Linked DNA regions of Homo sapiens: region 1 is linked to region 2. A link is a contact called in ENCODE Hi-C data. All regions are on one chromosome and are shown on one strand. Each heading gives the region's core, a stretch centred on a gene start or an enhancer-like site at or near the end of the contact. The rest is flanking DNA. Distances are from core to core; before and after follow the strand shown. Region 1 holds the start of HAGLROS (HAGLR opposite strand lncRNA). Region 2 holds the start of DLX1 (distal-less homeobox 1).

Region 1 (4,144 bases), core at 578-3,077, 4.1 Mb before region 2:
TAGAGAGTAGGTCCAGACTCCTTCACGTGAACCCTGTGCAACCTCTCTTTTCAGCCAGGATAACCACACTCCAAAGTACTCTCCTTGTTCCAAGCCCAGACTTTGCTTTTTCCTCCCTCTTTGCTTTTGCATGAGTTGTCCTCTCTACCTGGTATGGCTTCCCTTCTTGGCCTGAAAAACGCTTATGTTTCAGGAACCCGAATTCACCTCCTCTGAAACTATTTTTTTTGACATTATAGTACTACTAGTGGCTCCTTTTTTATTAGAGGAACATTTTGACCACACCTCTGTTATAGCACCTGTCATATTGTTTTAAGATTATTTCTCTTCCCCACTAGATTGAAGAGCATACACCATCAGTGACTTGTCTTTGTATCCCAGAGCCCAGCACAGTGTGTATAGGAGCTGTTCACTAGAAATTGGTGAAAGGCAAGGAGGAGGAACAGACTGAACCAAGGACAGCAGGACCAGTAGTTTCATTGCTCAGTGAGTTCAGGACACTGTGTGAGGCTTAATGCTTCAGCTTATATCTATCTGAAGCAAGATGGTAGAACATTTTTCCAAAGCAAGTTAATTTTCCACCCAAGAGGATGAAGGGAGAGAAGGCTGAAGGAAGAGGGGGCAAAGCTGAGGCTTTCTTTCCTTCAGGGACTATTTTCTGTGGCCTGAGGCAACACATTTACTAACTTCAGAAACATCTCAGCTGAAGTCCCGCAGCAAAAAAGGGTAAAAGGGGAACTAGGCTGGAACCTTGTTAGGATTTACAAAGAGAACAGCATGACCACTCCAGAAGGGTTATAAAAATGCTTCACCACTAACTCCACCAAACCCTCCTGCTGTAAACAGCTCTAATGCTAGTGACTACCCTCAGACACTTACTGTCTATCCCTTTAGGGTGTTCTTAAAATACACCGGAAAGAACGGAGGTAAAAATACTGGAGTGTTTCCTCCACACTGGAAAGAGGTGAGTCATATCATTGTGATTGGTGTTTTAAGTATATTTTTATTGTTATTTTAAATGGCATTCAAGTTTAGCTTCAAGTTCAACAGCAGTCTTAGCCTACTTCCTCCCACACAAATACTCCTGCCAGTAAATAGGCACTCTTAAATAAAACAGTGCCTGCAAGAACCTTCTGACCCATTGAAATTAGTCTTGCCCTGTCTTCAGAGGTGTATTCGTCCCTCTCTGGGTGTAGAGCGGTATTTAAGGGTGACACTCGGGCACGCAGGAGGTGTGGCAGGGGGCGGGGAATGCAAGGTCACTGTGGCTCAGGGGCGGGTGTGGGTGCAGGCGCGTTGGGAGGACCCTGGGCGCCCTGGGAAGTCCGAGGGCAGGCGGCAGGGCTGGCGGGCAGCAGTGCTGGCTTCCGACGTGAGGTGGTGACGGCGGGCCCTGCGCCCAGGCCCTGTGCTGCCGACCGCTGTCCTGGCTGCGCAGCTCCCCAGCAGGCGCCGGGCTCAGGTCGCGCCTTCAGTTAGCGCTCAGCCTGCGCTACTGCGTCTCCTCCGCTTGCGATTTCTGGTCGGATCCCAGCTGGCCCAGACTTGCTCTGAAGTAGGAGGAACCGCTGTCGAGCGAAAAGTGCACACCGGGTGATTGATGAACTCTTAATAGAACTAACCTCTCCTGCCCCCAACCCTAGACACACACAGAGAAAACCTCCACCCCAGCCCCTTCTCCAGTCCTCCTCGCGGGCGAGAGGGGACGCGGCCGCCAGCCGGTAGGGTGATTAACTCACCGTCTGTCTTTGCAAAAGTGTTCCAGGTGGATCAGGAGCGCCAGCCCACCCCGCCCGCAGCCTGGCCGCTCGCTGAGGCGCGGAGAGCGCGGAACGAGCGCGCGCATCACGTGGCGGCGCGGACGTTTGTGCCGCGCGCCCGCCAGACCGCCCAGGAGGCGGCGGCTATTGTTCCCCGCAGGGGCCCGGGGCGCCCTGAAACGGGGTCCACGTCAGCCCGCTCCCGAGCGTGTCCTCAGGTCTAAGGACGGGTGGGGCTTCCTTTGTGTGTTCTCTGGAAGGGGCTGGGATGGCGTCGTTGCTGCCCCAAGGGGTAACCGAGGGGGATTGAGGGAAGATGGTACCAGCTCCCTAGAGCTCAGCTCACCAGACCTACTCTTCCGCTCGACCCTTGCAGAGGAGGTGGGGACGGATATGGTATTTGTAGGGCAGCGCTGTGAACAATGGAGCCATCAAAAAGGCCTTCTCCCAGCCTCCTCACCAACCACGGACATTCCTGGCCCAACAAGACCTCCTGGCCAGGTTTTGAGCCCTGCTTCCCAGGTAAAAACACTGCCTGTACCAGAGCTCTCCATGAATTTTGGTTTAAATTAGGATTTAAATTCTTCTGGCCCTTACTAATGTTAAAACCCAGCTTTTATGATTTCTCCAGGTAGTATTCTTTCCTTAAAATAATCCAGACTAGCTATAGGAACCAATCAGGACATTTTGCCCAAGATCTAGGACAGAAAGACTCATGCAGTAACTCCTGCCTTACAGATCTGGGGACCCTTCACCTGCCTCTACTACTGCAAATGATTGGATATTCGTCTGACTTGGCTCTTCCCTAATGTGTGGAACTAATTTTGTTCACTCTGTTTCATGCTGGACCTGGCCTGAAAATGGGCCCTTATATTGTCTTTGCACTTTCCAACTTGCCAAGGTAGGTGTGAAACCTGAGGGAAGTTTTTAGGAATAGGCTTTAGGCCAGGTACTTAAATCCATTTGTTCCCAACCTTGGACTCCAAAGATAAGGGCATTTGTAGCTGGAGTAGAAAAGAAGGGAACAATGAGAACTAAGATTTCATCCTCTGTGATGATTCTTATCATTCACCGTCCTTCCTCTCCAGCATCACCAGTGCAGAAAGTGCAGAGGACTTATGTACCCAATCTTTTTTTTTTTTTTTTTTTTTTTTTGAGATAGAGTTTCACTCTTGATGCCCAGGCTGGAGTGCAATGGTGTGATCTCAGCTCACTGCAACCTTGCCTCCCAGGTACAAACGATTCTCCTGTCTCAGCCTCCCAATATACCCAATCTTTCTCCTTTCTATCCAGGCCTTCTGCAAGAGAGATCTAAGAACCAGCCCTCAAAGATGGTAAGGGCTTGGCTAGTGACAGCCCAGTCTCAGCTCCCTGTGCCCAAAGTGTCGGAACAGGGCCACTCAACCCAAGCCCTACATATATACTCTGGGAAGTTGCAGTGCCTCGAAGTGATCAGGCCATAGTCCTGTGAAGACTGGGGTCATCCATGTCCCTTCCTGCCTACTCACAAACTTCTGTTCTTCCTATTCTTTTCTTTCAGTTTCTGAAAGAAGGACCAAAGTAATGCCAAGAACTCCCAGATGAAGAGGACCTTCCTTAGACCTATAACAGATTCACTACTTGACTTCAGAGGGAAGTTTCAGCTAATTCTCAGGAAAAGGTCAAAACAGGCCTGTGACTGTCCCTTGAATACTGAAGGTATAAACAAGCTTCTGGCTCCTCCAGGTCAAGCAGAGGAACACTTTTATTAGAATGAAGGGTTACTTCTTTGTTATTCAAACACACACCCACACACATCCTCTGTAGTCTCCCTAATGAAAAACCTCAACAGATGGAGAGCCTGAGCTCCCAAGTCCGCAGGCTGAGAAGATGCACTTCACTCAAGGGCCAGTGGGCTGGTACAGACTAGGGAAGAGAAAAGGGACAAAGGCTGCTAGTATAGGTAATCACTATCTTTTAATACTCCTAACACATAGAAATTCGAAAAATCTTGTTCAGCAATGTTAGCAGCCTGTGAGCCTCGGAAACTAATTTGGCTGATGTGTCTCTGATAGGGAGCTTGGGGCTGCACCAAGGGGAAACATTCTCCTCCTGTATTCTCTCCTCTCTCTCGTTTGAAAGCCTGTACAAAGAAATGGTACAAATGGATGGTTAACTTAATGATTCCATCAGAGGCAGATTTTTCTCTGTCAGGTCCCTGGATAAGGTGGAGGTCTGAAAGCCAGGAGACAGAATATGTACTTAATCGCCCTTTCTGACCTGCTTACCAGTGACCAGGACTACTCTCCAGGCCTTTCTTCTGCCACTTCCCCATTCTTCCTGGCTAGTTCAGTTGGGTCTCAGCACTTCAACTCCTGGCTGGATCCTGAGTTTTTCTTGGTTGC
Region 2 (4,343 bases), core at 1,445-3,944:
GTAGCTGGGGATATAGGAGCCCGCGTTTCCTCCTGAGCCCTTCCCGGATGAAGAGTTAGGGTTCCAGCCGGGCGGCACGGGTGGGGAGCCAGCAGACAGGGCCCGACCGTTGGCCAACGCACTACCCTCCAGAGCCGCCCCACCCTGCTTCATCAGCTTCTTGAACTTGGATCGCTTGTTTTGGAACCAGATCTTGACCTGCAAGAGCGGACAACAACGTGACTCAGGCTGGGACCACTGAGCCTACCTAGGTCACAGGGAGGAAAAAAGGGACCGCAGAACAGCAGAGATAGGACCTCCCAACCCTGCGCCAGCTGGCAGCTCCCTGCCAGAGAAGCAGAGACATCCCTCCTTCCTCCCTTCCCCCATAAGAGCCAAAGGCTCGAAGGCCGAACCTCCCGCCGCCGTCAGCCCACGGGGGCAGCTCTCAGAGAGCCAGGGAGGAGTTGTGATGAGGGGAGAACCGGGATCCAGGCCTTAGCCTGCCAGGGGCTCAGTCCGACCGTGGCTACCGCCTGCGGAAGATACAGCGCCTGCATAACACCGAGCCAGCAATTCCAATATCAACATCAATAAAAAGAATCGAAAACCTAGGAAGGAGTGGAGGAAATTTATTTGCAACGCGACCCAACTTTTCTATGCGCCATCTTTTCTGCCCTTGAGTTGGGACGGACTAAGGAGGCCTCAAGGTTTTGCTGAACTTCTCTTTGGATTCAAAACCATTCTTGCACTAGTGTCTGTTTGCTTTCTCCAGCTCTGCTCCAAATCCCGGACCGGACGTCGGAAACCCGCGCCCGCCGCCGTCAGGAACGCTCACGGGCTCCCCGGAGTCTTACAGAAAGCCGGGAAGGAAGGTCCCGTTTCTTCTCTAAGGTCTGGGACTTGAGAGGTGAGAGGGCGGAGGAAAGGATCTCCCCCCACCCCCAACCGGTAAGAAGGAGGAGGAGGAGGGAGGCTGAGGCGCGGACCCAGGCCCCGAGTGATTAGTCACACAATTTAAAGGCAAAGGAGGGATTAAGCCCGGAGTCTATTGTTCCAGTTGTTTAGGCACGTGTGACCTCTGAGTTCCCAAACAAATCGTCTGGGGAAATCCTTCCTGCGCCCTAATCAGATTGTCCAGGGACAGAGGGCCGGACGGCAGGCAGCTCGGGATACCGAGAGCAGTGACAGAGCTAGGGCAGAGGGAATGAGGGAGGAAGGAGACACGCTGAGAGCCAGGGGTGGACACAAACACATACACACAGTGACACCCCGACCCTGAGTCCCAGCGAGCAACAAATGAAGACCCGGGCGCAGGCCGGCCGCGGAAAGCCTGCGTGGCAGAACGGAGCGGCAGCGGCGAGGTACCTGAGTCTGTGTGAGTCCCAAAGAGGCCGCGAGCTCCGCCCTCTCCGGCAGAGCTAGGTACTGAGTTTGCTGGAACCTCCGGTTCAAAGCCTGCAACTGCAAACTGGAATAAATCGTCCTGGGTTTACGGATCTTTTTTCCCTTGCCATTGAAGCGCACTTCACCGCCTTCCACCACCGTGCTCTTCTCCGAGTCCGCCCCTGGAGGGACAGCAGAAGTAGGGCCCGTTGTTAATACGAGGGGCCGCCTTTAGTGCGAACAGCCGAGAGCGAGTGGCTACCGAAGGGTGGCGGAGGCAGCACCAGGGAGAGAACGTTCAAGAAACTCTGAAAGCCAGGGAAGGGTCCCCCAAAATCCGAGGGCCTGTCCCGGGACGCTGCAGGAGGGATAGAGCCGTTCCCAGGAGCTCAGCTCCTGCCTTTGCAGGGAAAGTTTGCTATTTTTGCAGGCGGTAGTTGAGGTTTAATTACCCTTAATTGCATACATTGTTTATAGCGCTACGCAATAAATAATTACCGAGACTAATACGTGCACATGTGGGTTTCTGTTTTCCAGCGGGGCATTGTGTGCTCTGCACACCGAGCCGCCCAGAGGCCCAGCCAGTGCCAGGAGACGCTCTGGGATTTATCCTTGGCTGGATAGTTGCAAATTGAGGGAATTTTTAAAAAAATTTATTTGCTGTGACAAGGATCTATAGATTGATATTCGAAACCTCCACTGCTCCCGCGCCCTCCCCACCCCCACCCCACCTCGCTCTCCTCTCTTCTCTTTCTCTCTCTCTCCCTCTCCTCTTCTCCCCCGCTCCTTCTTTCCCTCTCTCCCTTGTACCTCCTCCTCTCCCTCTCCCTGGCAAGCGCACGTACCTGGGTCCTCCAGGCGGCTCTGGGCGAGGCTGGCGCTGCCCGGGTAGGACTGCACCGAACTGATGTAGGGGCTGGATGCGTGGCTGCTGACCGAGTTGACGTAGGGGTAGCCCAGCGGTCGGGAGAAGGACGAGGCTGAGCTGTAGGCGCCGTCGGGCTGCGAATGGCCCGCCGAGTGTAAACAGTGCATGGAGTAGTGCCCGTGGGACATGGGAGAAGGAGACATTTGCTGGTTGGGCGGCCCAAACTCCATAAACACCGCCTTGCCCGACACGGGGCTGTTGAGACTTTCTGGCATGGTGGTCATGGTCATCTCTTCTCGCGGGGTCTGGGTGTGGGACTTTCTCTCCTCTGCTTCCCTTTTGGGGGTCTCTATGTTTCTCAGGACAGGAAGGAACCCAATTTAAGCGGAACAGGGGTTTTCACTTTCCATTCATAAGAAAATGGAGTTTGTCTCTTTGAAAAGTCTAAGCATGATGCTGCTGAGCTCCCCAAACTCGGTTCAAAGCTTTGACTCAGCGAAGGTCATAAATATTCATGAGCTGGCGGAGCTGATTGGTCCGCTGTCTTGCATAATCACTGGGGATTGGTCCGAGGCGCTCGGGCTCCGCTGGACTAGAGCGGGCGAGGCGGCCCGGCCTCGGGTAAGACGCATCCACACTTCCCGGCCGGGGCTCCTCTGCAACAGAGCGCGCCGGGCAGGAAGCACAATGGGCTGCGGCGTCTGCGCCGGGGCCCCTGCGGCCCGCGGCTCATCGGCCTCCCGCCTCCCTCGCGCGCTTTCCTCCCCAGGAACCAACCAGCGGCTCCGCGCCGCCGCCCCCCTACCACTGTCCCCACCCTTCAGCGGTCCCTAACACCGGACACCCGGGACCGCTTCTCGTCGCTGCCACTCAGTTCGGCGCAGAGCTAGGGCGGCTCAGGAGGAGACTGACCTCTGCCTCTGGAGCGCGGAGTCGCGCACTGGGGGCGCCCGAGGCGGCCAACAGACAGAGGTTCTCCTAAGAGCCTTGTGCCTAGCGCAGCGCCTATCCGGCCGCGCCTCCCCGGTACGCTCTGCCGCATCCCTGGAGTCGGGGCTTAGGGGCCCTCCCTGCGAACTCACTCACTCGGCCGCTGCGCCAACGCCGCTGTCGCTCCCTGGGGCCCGCTCGCATTGCTCCAGGCCCAGCTGGCCACTCCAGCTCGAGGCTGCACGGGTCTGATTAAAGCAGTGCGCGTGGAGAGCCAGGAACCCGCGCTTCTCCTCCCAGGAAAGGCGGCTGCACCGCCCCCTCCCCCAACACACACATCCTCTTTCCCTCCCAGCCTTCCTCCTCCTCCCCCTCCCTTCTCCACTCCCCATGCGCGGAGAGCCCCGGGCTCACTCGCCCCGAGAGCGCGGCTCAGCGTGGAGCCCAGGGGGCCTAGGGGCTCAGATCTGCTGGAGCCACCGACGCCAGGTGGTCATTTTCCGGCCTCCTGAGGTCTAGCGCGACTTCCAGAGTTTAGGAGTCCCTGGGGGACACCGAAACCCGCAGCAAACCCAGGCCTGTGGTAGGCTCCCTTATCTATGTGTAGACGTCTCTCGTTGCCACCCAGGATCTTCCTCACCTCCAGTGGCCAAAGCGCGCGCCACCAGGCCTAGGGGGCAGGGCTAGTGGAGGCAAGATCTGCCGCTGCTCCTTCTGTCTTCTGGGGTGCTAGGTACAAAAAAGTGCACAAGAGCCCCCACCCCATCGCCACTACTACCAATACAGCCAGTCCCTCGCGGTGTGGCGTACACCACCCTGGCTGTAAGTGGATGTTGGTTCCCCATCCCGCCAGCCCCACGGTGAATCCCAAATTACTTTGTTAGGTAATTAGAAAGTGTTGATAATTATTTCTTTCATAATTTAGCGGTGTGACGGGAACGGGGAAATGATCTTGTGAAAGTTCACACGTGCAGATGTATTAGTTACTGATTCATTTGATTAAATGGTAGTCTCAAGTGCTCAGATCCGCAGCTGAAGGCGCCCCATTAGCATAACACTGATGTTTAATTTTCATACGCATAATTAGCCATATATTTAACACTAATAGCAACATGCAGCCTTTCAGCGTTAAACAGCCCGGGATTTGATCTGGCCTGAGCTGAACCTTCATCGCTGCACC

The links. A loop is a pair of places that touch in the nucleus more often than their neighbours do. Pooled maps may share reads with other maps.
Region 1: a loop to region 2 is called in a pooled map, with 2.8 times the contacts of the local background. The contact joins the promoter of HAGLROS here to the promoter of DLX1 in region 2. A Hi-C loop is called at or near these places in 1 of 37 single-sample maps with no recorded cell type and 5 of 50 pooled maps.

Annotation. Positions count from the first base shown.
Region 1 is chr2:176,175,849-176,179,992 of GRCh38, reverse strand. It overlaps HAGLROS (HAGLR opposite strand lncRNA), which reads right to left and starts at 1,827. Exons shown (of 2, transcript NR_110457.1): 1 at 1,740-1,827; 2 at 984-1,568. It overlaps HAGLR (HOXD antisense growth-associated long non-coding RNA), which reads left to right. Exons shown (of 3, transcript NR_033979.2): 2 at 2,499-2,661; 3 at 3,301-4,144. RefSeq lists an enhancer at 1,636-2,430.
Region 2 is chr2:172,083,858-172,088,200 of GRCh38, reverse strand. DLX1 (distal-less homeobox 1) reads right to left here and starts at 2,694. Exons shown (of 3, transcript NM_178120.5): 1 at 2,211-2,694; 2 at 1,348-1,547; 3 at 1-198. The coding sequence starts at 2,523. RefSeq lists enhancers at 1,823-2,434, 2,466-2,585, 2,435-3,048, 3,049-3,660, 3,661-4,274 and 1 more and a silencer at 2,866-2,975.